2 separate regions of the Homo sapiens genome follow, and region 1 is linked to region 2. A link is an interaction called in ENCODE POLR2A ChIA-PET data of the cell type or tissue named here. Cell type or tissue: PC-9. All regions are shown on one strand. Each heading gives the region's core, and the rest is flanking DNA. Links, peaks and the distances in the headings are about the cores only. Region 1 overlaps LOC105369213 (a long non-coding RNA gene). Region 2 has its middle 23 kb from the start of CMIP.

Region 1 (5,380 bases), core at 316-5,315, 340 kb before region 2:
AAAAAAAAAAAAAAAAAATGTGCAGGGTGAAATCATAGGTAGTGACTAGATGGATGCTTGCTATACAACCCTTTTTACTTTTCTGTATGTTTTAAAATTTTTATAATAAAAGATTGGAAAAATGAGAAGAGCAAACAACTACATAGCAAATACAATGAGCTAGATATGGTTCTAAGCCTTATGTCTGTTAACTCATCCCATCCTCAGCCCAACCCATGAGGGGTGTTCTATTTTGATCCCCATTTTACAAAGGAGGAAACTGGGGCATAATGAAGTTCGAGCCATGGTCAAGTTTGAAAGGCTAGCCGAGGGAAAGACATATGACTCTAACCTAGGCAGTCAGCTCCCAGGCTGCTGCCCAAGCTTAACCATTACAACGCGTCACCTCTCACCCATGTACTGTGTTATAATCAGAAGAATTACACTTTCATAATTACAATACACTTACATTTAAGTATTATCATTACTATTATTATTACTTTAAAGACAAGGTCTGGCCCTGTTGCCCAGGCTGGAGTGTAGCGGCTTGACCATAGCTCACTGCATCCTTGAACTCCTGGGTTTAAGAGATCCTCCTGCCTCAGCCTTCTGAGTAGCTAGGACTACAAGTATGCACAACCACACCCAGCTAACTTTAAAAACATTTTTGTAGCTGGGCGCAAGTGGCTCATACCTGTAAGGCCAGCAGTTTGGGAGGCTAAGGTGGGAGGATCACTTGAGCCCAGAAGTTTGAGACCAGCCTGGGCAACATAGTGAAACCTTGTTACTACAAAAAATACAAAAATTAGCCAAGTGTGGTGGTGCGCACTTATAGTCCCAGCTACTGAGAAGTAGGAGAATCACCTGAGCCCAGGAGGTCGCTGTTGCCGTGAGCTGAGATCACGCCACTGCATTCTAGCCTGGGTGACAGAGTGAAACTCTGTCCTCAAACAAACAAACAAAAATTTTAAGCCAGGGATCTCACTATATTGCACAGGCTGGCCTTGAGCTCCTAGCCAGAGATGAGCCTCCTGCCTTAGCCTACCAAAGTGCTGGGATTATAGGTACTTGCCACCATGCTCAGCTAATTATTATTATTATTATTATTATTTTTTTTTTTAATAGAGACGGGGTCTCACTATGTTGCCCAGGCTGCTCTTGAACTCCTGCCCTCAAGTGATCCTCCCACCTTGACCTCCCAAAGGGTTGGGATTATAGGCATGTGCCATTGTGCTCAGCCCATATAAGTATTATGTAGTGGGCTCTGCCATTCTTTTTGGGTGCCCAGCAAAATTTGACCTCCTATGTTTGACTGCCTCCCCATATAAGGCCACACCTAGCCAAAGAAAAAGCCAGATCTTGTTTTCCCACACTCCCTTGCAGCTTGGGTAGGGACGCTCAGCTCTGCCCCATAGTCAGACGTACCAGCATCAGGCTTGTGTCCAAAAGCCACCAACAAGAGAAGCAGGTGTCAGAGGGTACATATCTGGCAAAGGTAGTGGCAGAAACACCTGGTATCTGGAGGGAGAGAACCAGAGGGTGCAGCACCCTGAGCCCAGCAGAACCAGCCATGCTCTGTGCCCAGTCCTGGCAGTGGGCACTGCTCTACTCGAGCAATCCCACCTGTGGTTGTGCTTTGTTTCTGGCTATGTAGACTCCAGACCTGGATCTCTGCCCTCCTGGAGACTCTCCAAGCCACCTAATGTCCTTTAATAAATTCCTCATTCTTCCTAACACTAGAATGAATTCCTGCTGTGCCTCCTACAACTGATAGATGAGCAGTGGCGCGATCTCGGCTCACTGCAAGCTCCGCCTTCCAGGTTCACGCCATTCTCCTGCCTCAGCCTCCCCAGCAGCTGGGACTACAGGCGCCCGCCACCACTCCCGGCTAATTTTTCGTATTTTTAGTAGAGACGGGGTTTCACCGTGTTAGCCAGGATGGTCTCGATCTCCTGACCTTGTGATCTGCCCGCCTCGGCCTCCCAAAGTGCTGGGATTACAGGCGTGAGCCACCACGCCCGGCCTACATTGTATTCTTAACTATAGAAAGAAAACTCAGCAGAGCTACAAGACTGGAAAGGAGCTACGGACAAGTGCTCAGTGCAATGGGTAACGTACAATTTAAGGGAAATTTGACAAGTATATGTCCATATATACAAGCTATAAGCTATCCTTGGAAGATCATCTAGAAAGCGGCAACAGTAGCGGTCCCTAGGAGGAGTTTGGATGACAGGGGCTCCAGGCACTGGGGGTCTCAAGACAGATCAGACTAGAAAGAAACTTTGGAGGAAGTAGGATACGGTGGCAGAGGCACTGAAAGAGCCAGGCTTTGCAGTAGATCTATTCAGGTTGAAAATGCAGCTTTCCTGCTTGGGAGACTCATTGAATCTGTGATTTTAGACCTTTAGAATTCTGCAGCAGTGCAGATATTACCTATCAAAGAATAAATAACATAAGTAAATATATTTAAAAGGGAAATAAAAAAGATTAAATATTAATCATAGTGGTCTGTGGGAGGTTCTTTTTCCATCTCTTTATACATTTTTGGCTTTTTCAAATATCTTAGCATGAGGATGTGTGCTTTAAAAACCAAAAACAAAACAAAACAATGAGAAGGAACTGGAGCCTACAGAATAGGAAAGAATATTTGCAAATCATGTATCTGATAAAGGACTAGTATCTAGAATCTATAAAGAACTCTTACAACTCAATAATGAAAAGACAACCCAATTAACAGTGGGTAAAGAATCCAAATGGACATTTCTTCAAAGAAAATATACAAATGACTGATAATAACACGTAAAGATACTTCCTGGGAAATGTAAATTAAAACCATAATGAGGTTTCACTTCACACCTGCTAGAAAGGCTAAATTTAAAAAGATGGACGATAGCCGGGTGCGGTGGCTCACGCCTGTAATCTCAGCACTTTGGGAGGCCGAGGCAGGTGGATCACCTGAGGTCAGGAGTTCGAGACCAGCCTGGCCAACATGGTGAAACCCCGTCTCTACTAAAAATATAAAAATTAGCTGGGCATGGTGGTGTGCACCTGTAATCCCAGCTACTCGGGAGGCTGAGGCAGGAGAATCGCTTGAACCTGGGAGGCAAAGGTTGCAGTGAGCTGAGATTGTGCCACTGCACTCTAGCCTGGGCAACAGAGTGAGACTCTGTCTCAGGAAAAAAAAAAAAAAAGAGAGATGGACAATAACAAGTATTGGTGAGGATATGGAGAAATTGGAAGCTTCCTACACTGCTGGTGGGAGTAGTAAATGTTGCAGCTGCTGTGGAAAATAGTTTAGCAGTTCCTCAAAAGGTCAAACGCAGAGCTACTGTATGACTCAGCAAGGCCACTCCTAGGTAAATACCAAAAAGAAATGAAAGCTCATCCACACAAACACTTACACATAAATGTTAACAGCAGCATTATTTATAATAGCCAAAAGGAGAGGCAACCCAAATGTCCGTCAACTGATGAACAAATGAACCAGATGTGATCTATCCATAAAATGGAATATTACTCAGCAATAAAAAGAAACGATTTGCTGATCCACGCTACAAAATGAATAAACGTTGAAAATGCAATGCTAAGTGAGCCTGGGCACGAGGGTTCACACCTCTAATCCCAGCACTTTGGGAGGCCCAGGCAGGCAGATCGCTTGAGCCCAGGACTTTGAAATCAGCCTGAGGAACACCGCGAAACCCCATCTCTGCAAAATAATACAAAAATCTAGCCAGGCCTGGTGGCGAGCGCCTGTGGTCCCAGTTACTCAGGAGGCTGAGGTGGGAGGATCGCTTGAGCCCGTGAGGTGGAAGCTGCAGAGAGCTGAGATCACACCACTGCGCTCCAGCCTGGGTGACAGATCGAGACAGTGCCTCAAAAAACAAAACAAAACAAAACAGCAACAATAACGACAGCACATGATGCTAAGTGAAAGAAGCCTGACACAAAAGGCCACATATTATATGATTCTATGTACATGAAATGTCCGGAATAGGCAAATCCACAGAGAAAGAAAGTAGATGAGTAATTGAAGGGGTGGGGGAAGGGGGTATAGGGAGTGACGGCCTAAGGGGTACTGGGTTTCTGTTTGGGGGTGATGAAAAGTTTCAAAAATTGATTGTGGTGATGATGTCAGTGCTCTGTGAATACACTATAAGCCATCGAATCACACTTTAAATGGGTGAATTGCGTGATACATGAATTATATCTCAATAAAGCTCTTTTCCAAATGTAAAAAATAGGAAGTGCTGGAGGAAAATGTGAAACAACAGCTTTTTTTCTTTTTTCTTGTCTTTTTTCTTTTTTGAGACAGAGTCTCACTCTGTCACCCAGGCTGGAGTACAGTGGCGCTTTCTCGGCTCTTCTGCACCTCTGTCTCCTGGATTCAAGCGATTCTCTTGCCTCAGCCTCCCAAGTAGCTGGGATTACAGCCACCTGCCACCGCGCCCGGCTAATGTTTATATTTTTAGTAGAGACGGGGTTTCACCATCTTGGCCAGGCTGGTCACTAAACAGCTTTTTTTTCTATGAGGCTTTTACTCTTTTGTTTTTTTGTTTGTTTGGGGGTTTTGTGTGTTTTGTTTCCAGGGCCTAGCAGAAAATTGGAGCCCAGAAAATGGGTGGGTGGATGGATGAATGGATGAATGATTGGATAAAGAGATGATTGAATGATCGGATGGGTGGATGAGTGGGTGGATGGAATTTCCAATGTGGTCCCTCCTAGAGCTCCCTTTTTCCTTTGACTCACCCAAAAGTAAAAGAGATGCAACTATTCCAAAATGATTGTCTTTTCAAAACTCTTCATTCCAGCAGCATCTGAGCTCAGGCAAACAACCACTCACCAAGATACAGAGTCACTACACTTCCTACCACATTTCCTCTCCTTTGCCCAAAGTAGCAGCAAGTAGGAACCACTGGAATCCCATACACAATTTCTAAAAACAGGCGTAGAGGCGCGGTGTGTGTGTTCCAGGCCTGTGCCCCAGGCTGTGGGGCTCTCAAGACAGATCAGACTCGGAACAAACTGCTGAAGAAGCAGGATAAGGCAGCAAGCTCACTGAAGAGCCAGGCTGTGCAGTAGACACATCTAGGCTCAAACGCAGCTTTGTTGTTTGGGCAACTCACTGTCTCTCTGGGCTCTCAGCTCCTTATCTGTAAAACAGTGCCAATAACACCCGCCTCACGAAGTCCACGCCTCTTCAACACCAGTATTAATGAGGGGTTCACTTGGGACCTGGTACCTCTCACTTAGCTTCCTTCTTTCCCCCACCACCTCTGTGCCTGGCCTCCCCTGTCCTGAGACACTGTATGGTGTGGTCACCTTCATAAGCTCTGGTTTCAGATGACCTGGATTGAGTACAGGCTTGGCTCCTCCACTGTGTGACCTTGGGCAACATACTTAA
Region 2 (5,380 bases), core at 164-5,163:
GTGTTGAATGTTCCCTTTCCAGGGAGGACAACAGCTTCTGTCCCTTTTTTTTTTTTTTTTCACTTTGTCACCTGGGCTGGAGTGCAGTGGTGGTGTGATCATGGCTCATTGCAGCCTCAACTTACCAGGCTCAAGCAATCCTCCCACCTCAGCCTCCCAAGTAGCTGGGATTATAGGTGTGTGCCACGATGCCCAGATAATTTGTAAAATTTTTTTGTAGAGACAGGGTCTCCCTATGTTGCCCAGGCTGGTCTTGAACTCCTGGCCTCAAGGAATCTTCCCACCTTGGCCTCCCAAAGAGTTGGGATTATAGATGTAAGCCACCGTGCTCGGCAACTTCTGTCTCTTGCTCTCTACTCTCTCCTTCCCCGTTTATTTCACATTCTCTCACTAATGTTGCATGAATAAATGTTATTGAAGTAATTAAGTAATTACCTCCTCTCCTGGGGGTTGTTTCCAACTTTTTAATATAAGTAACAATGCAACAACAAAAAGAGGTAATTTTTTTCCCCTATACTCATGAATCATTTTCTTAAGATAAATTTCTAAGAGTGGGAGAACGCATCACTGCACTTGTGGGAGCAGGAGGAAATTTTAAAAAATGGCAGATTGGGCAAAATTTATCCAATAAAGGAGCTGGAAGGAAGTGCACGGTGTCAAGGGAACATGGTTGTTGAAGGAGCGCTTTCCCACCATCGTCACTAGGAGCTTTCCTTCCCATTTCACAAACAGATCCTACAGTGGGCTGAATGTTGGTTTCCCCCTCAAAAGATATGCCCACTCAGAATCTGTGAATGTGGCCTTATTTGGAAAAAGGGTCTGAGCAAATGGAATTAAGTGAAGGACCTCAAGATAAATCATCTTTGGATGGACTCTAAATCTGATGACAAGTTATTAGAAGAGCAGGGGAAACAAGACCGAGGCCCAGGGAAGAAGGCAAAGGAAGACAGAGGCAGAGCCAGGAGTGATGTGTCCACAACCAAGGAATCCAAGGCCCCCGGAAGCTGGGAGAGAGGCGTCGAGTGGTTTCTCCCTCAGTGCCTCCAGAAGAAACCAACCCTGCTGACAACTTTGTTTATTCTTTTTAAAAATTTTTTTAAATGTTTAGTTTTCATTTTTTTGGATACATATTAGGCATATATATTTATGGGTTATATGAGATATTTTGATACAAGCATAAAATGTGTAATAATCACATCAGGGTTTTTTCCATTTAAAGCTGTGCTATAGTGACTTTATGTGTATTTTTTCTATACAAGCATTTTTTAACTAATATTTATTTATTTATTTTTAATTTTTTATTTCCATAGATTTTTGGGGAACAGGTGGTACTTGGTTTCATTAGTAAGTTCTTTAGCGGTAATTTGTGAGATTTGGTGCACCCATCACTGGAGCAGTGTACAATGAACCCAATTTGTGGTCCCCAAAGTCCACTGTATCGTTCTCTTTTTCTTTCTTGAGGCGGAGTCTCGCTCTGTCGCCCAGGCTGGAGTGCAGTGGTGTGATCTCGGCTCACTGCAAGCTCCGCCTCCTGAGTTCAAGCAATTCTCCTGCCTCAGCCTCCCGAGTAGCTGGGACTACAGGTGCCCGCCACCATGCCCGGCTAATTTTTTTGTATTTTTAGTAGAGTTGGGGTTTCACCCTGTTAGCCAGGATGGTCTCGATCTCCTGACCTCGTGATGCACCTGCCTCGGCCTCCCAAAGTGCTGGGATTATAGGCGTGAGCCACCGTGCCTGGCCCACTGTATCATTCTTATGCCTTTGCATCCTCATAGCTTAGCTCCCACTTATGAGTGAGAACGTATGATATTTGGGTTTCAATTCTTGAGTTACTTCACTTAGAATAATGACCTCCAGTCTCATCCAGGTTGCTGTGAATGCCATTAATTCATTCCTTTTTATGGCTGAGTAGTATTCCATCATATATATATATATATATATATATATATATATATATATACACACACACACATATATACACACACACATATATATACCACATATATATACCACATATATATACTGTATATATATATGTGGTATATATATATACGGTATATATATGTGGTATATATATATATGGTGTATATATATGTGGTATATATATATATATACCACAGTTCCCTTGTCTACTTGTTGATTGATGGCCATTTGGTTACACATTTTTGCAACTGCAAATTGTGCTGTTATAAACATGCATGTGCAAGTATCTTTTTTGTATAATGACTTTTTTTTGTTTTTCGAGACAGAGTTTTACTCTTGTTGCCCAGGCTGGAGTGCAATGGCATGATCACAGCTCACTGCAGCCTCTGCCTCCCGAGTTCAAGTGGTTCTCCTGCCTCAGCCTCCCAATTAGCTGGGATTACAGGCATGTGCCACCATGCCCAGCTAATTTTGTATTTTTAGTAGAGATGGGGTTTCTCCATGTTGGTCAGGTTGGTCTTGAACTCCCGACCTCAGGTGATCCACCCGCCTTGGCCTCCCAAAGTGCGGGGATTACAGATGTGAGCCACCACTCCCATCCGTATAATGACTTCTTTTCCTCTGGGTAGATATCCAGGAGCGGAATTGCTGGATCAAATGGTAGATCTACTTTCAGTTCTTTTTTTTTGAGATGGAGTTTTGCTCTTGTTGCCCAGGCTGGAGTGCAATGGCGTGATCTCAGCTCACTGCAACCTCCTCCTGGATTCAAGTGATTCTCCTGCCTCAGCCTCCCAGTAGCTGGGATTACAGGACTGCGCCACCACAGTTGGCTGATTTTTTTGTTTTTTGTTTTAGTAGAGATGCGGTTTCTCCATGTTGGTCTCGAACTCTCAACCTCAGGTGATCCGCCTGCCTTGGCCTCCCAAAATTCTGGGATTACAAGCGTGAGCCACTGCGCCCGGCCTTACTTTTGTTCTTTAAGGAATCTCCACACTGTTTTCCATGGTTATATTAGTTTAGTATAACTATGTTTTCCATGGTTATACTAGTTTACATTCCCTCCACCTGCTGACAACCTGATTCGGATTTGTGGCCTCCTGACTTGTGAGAGAATACATTTTTGTTACCTGAAGGCATAAAGTTTGTGGAATTTTGTTCCGGCAGCCTCGGGACTCTCCTATAGTCCTCATCCCTGCAGCCCCTGCCAGAAGAATGCGGCCACCGCTACAGGTGCCAGCTGGACTCACCCTTGGGGCAGGCAAGATGCTTCCTGGTGATGAGTGCCCCACCCTTCGGAGGGAAACACTGGAGCCTGCAGGGCAGAGGACAAGCCTCAGGCCATCGGGGAGAGCAGAGCATGAAACGGGGTGGTGGCAGCCTCTGGCACGGTACTTGGGAAACTAAAATTAGACTATTTTCATATGCCACACACAAATGAATTCCGGGCGGATGGAGGCCAAAATGTGGGAAACAACACTTGAAAATATTTAGTAGAAAATGTAAGACAATATTTCCATAACCTTGGTATAGGGAGGCATTTCTTAAACAAGATGAGCCTTGAAGCTTGAAGCATTTGACTATATTAAAATTACAGAAAAAAAACCCCTGAACATCAAAGGGTACCATAAACAAGTAAAAAGACAAGCTCTAGACCAGCACAAAAGTCTAGCAATGCAAATTAGTAACCAGGATTTACAAAGAAGCCCTGCAAATCGATATGCATGATCAACTCTCAACTCCAACTGCAAAATGGGCAGATATGAATAGGGAATTGCCCAAAGCAGAAGCAATAAGATATGAAAAGATTTTCAATCTAGTCTGGGTGTGGTGAGATCATGCTTGTAATCCCAACACGTAGGAGGCTCAGACAGGAGGACTGCTTGAGCTCAGGAGTTTAAGACCAACCTGGGCAACACAGCAAGACCCTGTCTCTACAAAAACTTTTTTTTTTAAATTAAGTGGGCATGGTGGTGCGCGCCTGTGGTCCCAGCTGCTTGGAAGGTGGAGACAGGAGGATGGCTTGAGCCTGGGAGGTCGAGGCTGCAGGGAGCCATGATTGTGCTATTGCACTCCAGCCTGGGTGACAGATCAAGACCCTGTCTCAAAAACAAAAAATGATTCTCGACCTCACTAAAAAGTATTAGGGGGTACAAATTAAACGACAGTGATACTCCATTGCATCTTCATCAGATTGATAGAAAATAAAAAGTTTGACACAGCCAAAGACCGGTGAGAACTGGAGAGGCCTCGCTGGCAGATGGACATCAGCAGTGGAAGTACTTCCTTCACCTGGTCTTATGGACTGAACTGTGGCCCCCAAATTCAAATGGTGGAGATCTATCCCTCGGCACCTCAGAATGAGACCATATTTGGAAATAGGGCCTTGAAGAGGTAGTAATTAAGGTAAAATAAAGCCGTATGGGTGGGTTCTGATCCTGACATGTGTCCTAATAAGAAGAGGAATTAGGACACAGACACACAGAGGGAAGACCACGTGAAGACAGAGGGTGAAGGGGCCATCTGCAAGCCAGGGAGAGAGGCCTCAGGAGCAGCCAACCCTGCCCACATCGTATTATTATTATTATTTTTTTAAACAGAGTCCCACGCTGTTGCCCAGGCTGGAGTGCAGTGGCGTGATCTCGGCTCACTGCAACCTCTTCCTCCCGAGTTCTAGAGGTTCTTGTTCCTCAGCCTCCCGAGTAGCTGGGATTACAGGCTACTCAAGCACGCACCACCACGCCTGGCTAATTTTTGTATTTTTAGTAGAGACAGGGTTTCACCATGTTGGCCAGGGTGGTCTCAACTCCTTAGCCTCATGTGATCCACCTGCCTCGTCCTCCCAAAGTGCTGAGATTACAGGTGTGAGCCACCACGCCCAGCCCCCTGCCCACACCTTCGACCAAAACGGTGAGAAAAGAAATTTCCGGTGTTTAAGACACCTAGTCTGTGGTATTTTATTATGGCAGCTCTTGTCAACTAACACACCTTGTAAAGTTAACAATGTTCAAATAATCTTCCCTGCAATTTAGCTCTTACATATAAATGTTAGGCCTTTGTTACTCAAACTGTGATTCCTGAACTGGTAGCATCCACGTCAACTGCAAGCTCCTTAGAAATGCAGAATCTTGGCCCCACGCGGACCTCCTGAATTGGAGCCCGCATTTTAACTTTGACTTTTTGTTTAGTTTTGTTTGTTTTTGAGACTGAGATTCACTCTTTTCACCCAGCCTGGAGTGCAATGGCACCATCTCAGTTCACTGCAACCTCCGCCTCCCAGGTTCAAGTAATACTGCCTCAGTGTCCCAAGTAGCTGGATTTTACAGGTGCCTACCACCACACCAAGCTAATTTTTATACTTTTAGTAGAGGTGGGGTTTTGCCATGTTGGTTAGGCTGGTCTTGAACTCCTGACCTCAGGTGATCCACCCGCCTCGGCCTCCCAAAGTGCTGGGATTATA

The links. ChIA-PET counts read pairs that join two places held together with the same protein. Peaks named below come from ENCODE experiments on the same cell type or tissue, not always from the same donor. Only the 100,000 strongest peaks of a DNase experiment are listed, where the experiment ranks them.
Region 1: POLR2A ChIA-PET joins it to region 2 with 10 read pairs; 5 of 35 experiments call an interaction of 5 or more read pairs at or near these places.

What each region holds. Positions count from the first base shown.
Region 1 is chr16:81,756,468-81,761,847 of GRCh38, reverse strand. All of the region lies in intron 3 of LOC105369213 (a long non-coding RNA gene), which reads right to left. It also overlaps a transcript of PLCG2 not described here. Among named protein-coding and RNA genes, the nearest start is that of PLCG2, 20 kb to the left of the region's middle. RefSeq lists an enhancer at 3,348-3,407. In PC-9, for the core only: no CTCF peak of the experiment used is centred there; a DNase peak (open chromatin) is centred at 3,297; H3K27ac peaks cover 1,321 bases.
Region 2 is chr16:81,419,540-81,424,919 of GRCh38, reverse strand. No RefSeq gene overlaps it. Among named protein-coding and RNA genes, the nearest start is that of CMIP, 23 kb to the left of the region's middle. RefSeq lists enhancers at 1-56, 1-64. In PC-9, for the core only: no CTCF peak of the experiment used is centred there; a DNase peak (open chromatin) is centred at 3,159; H3K27ac peaks cover 1,486 bases.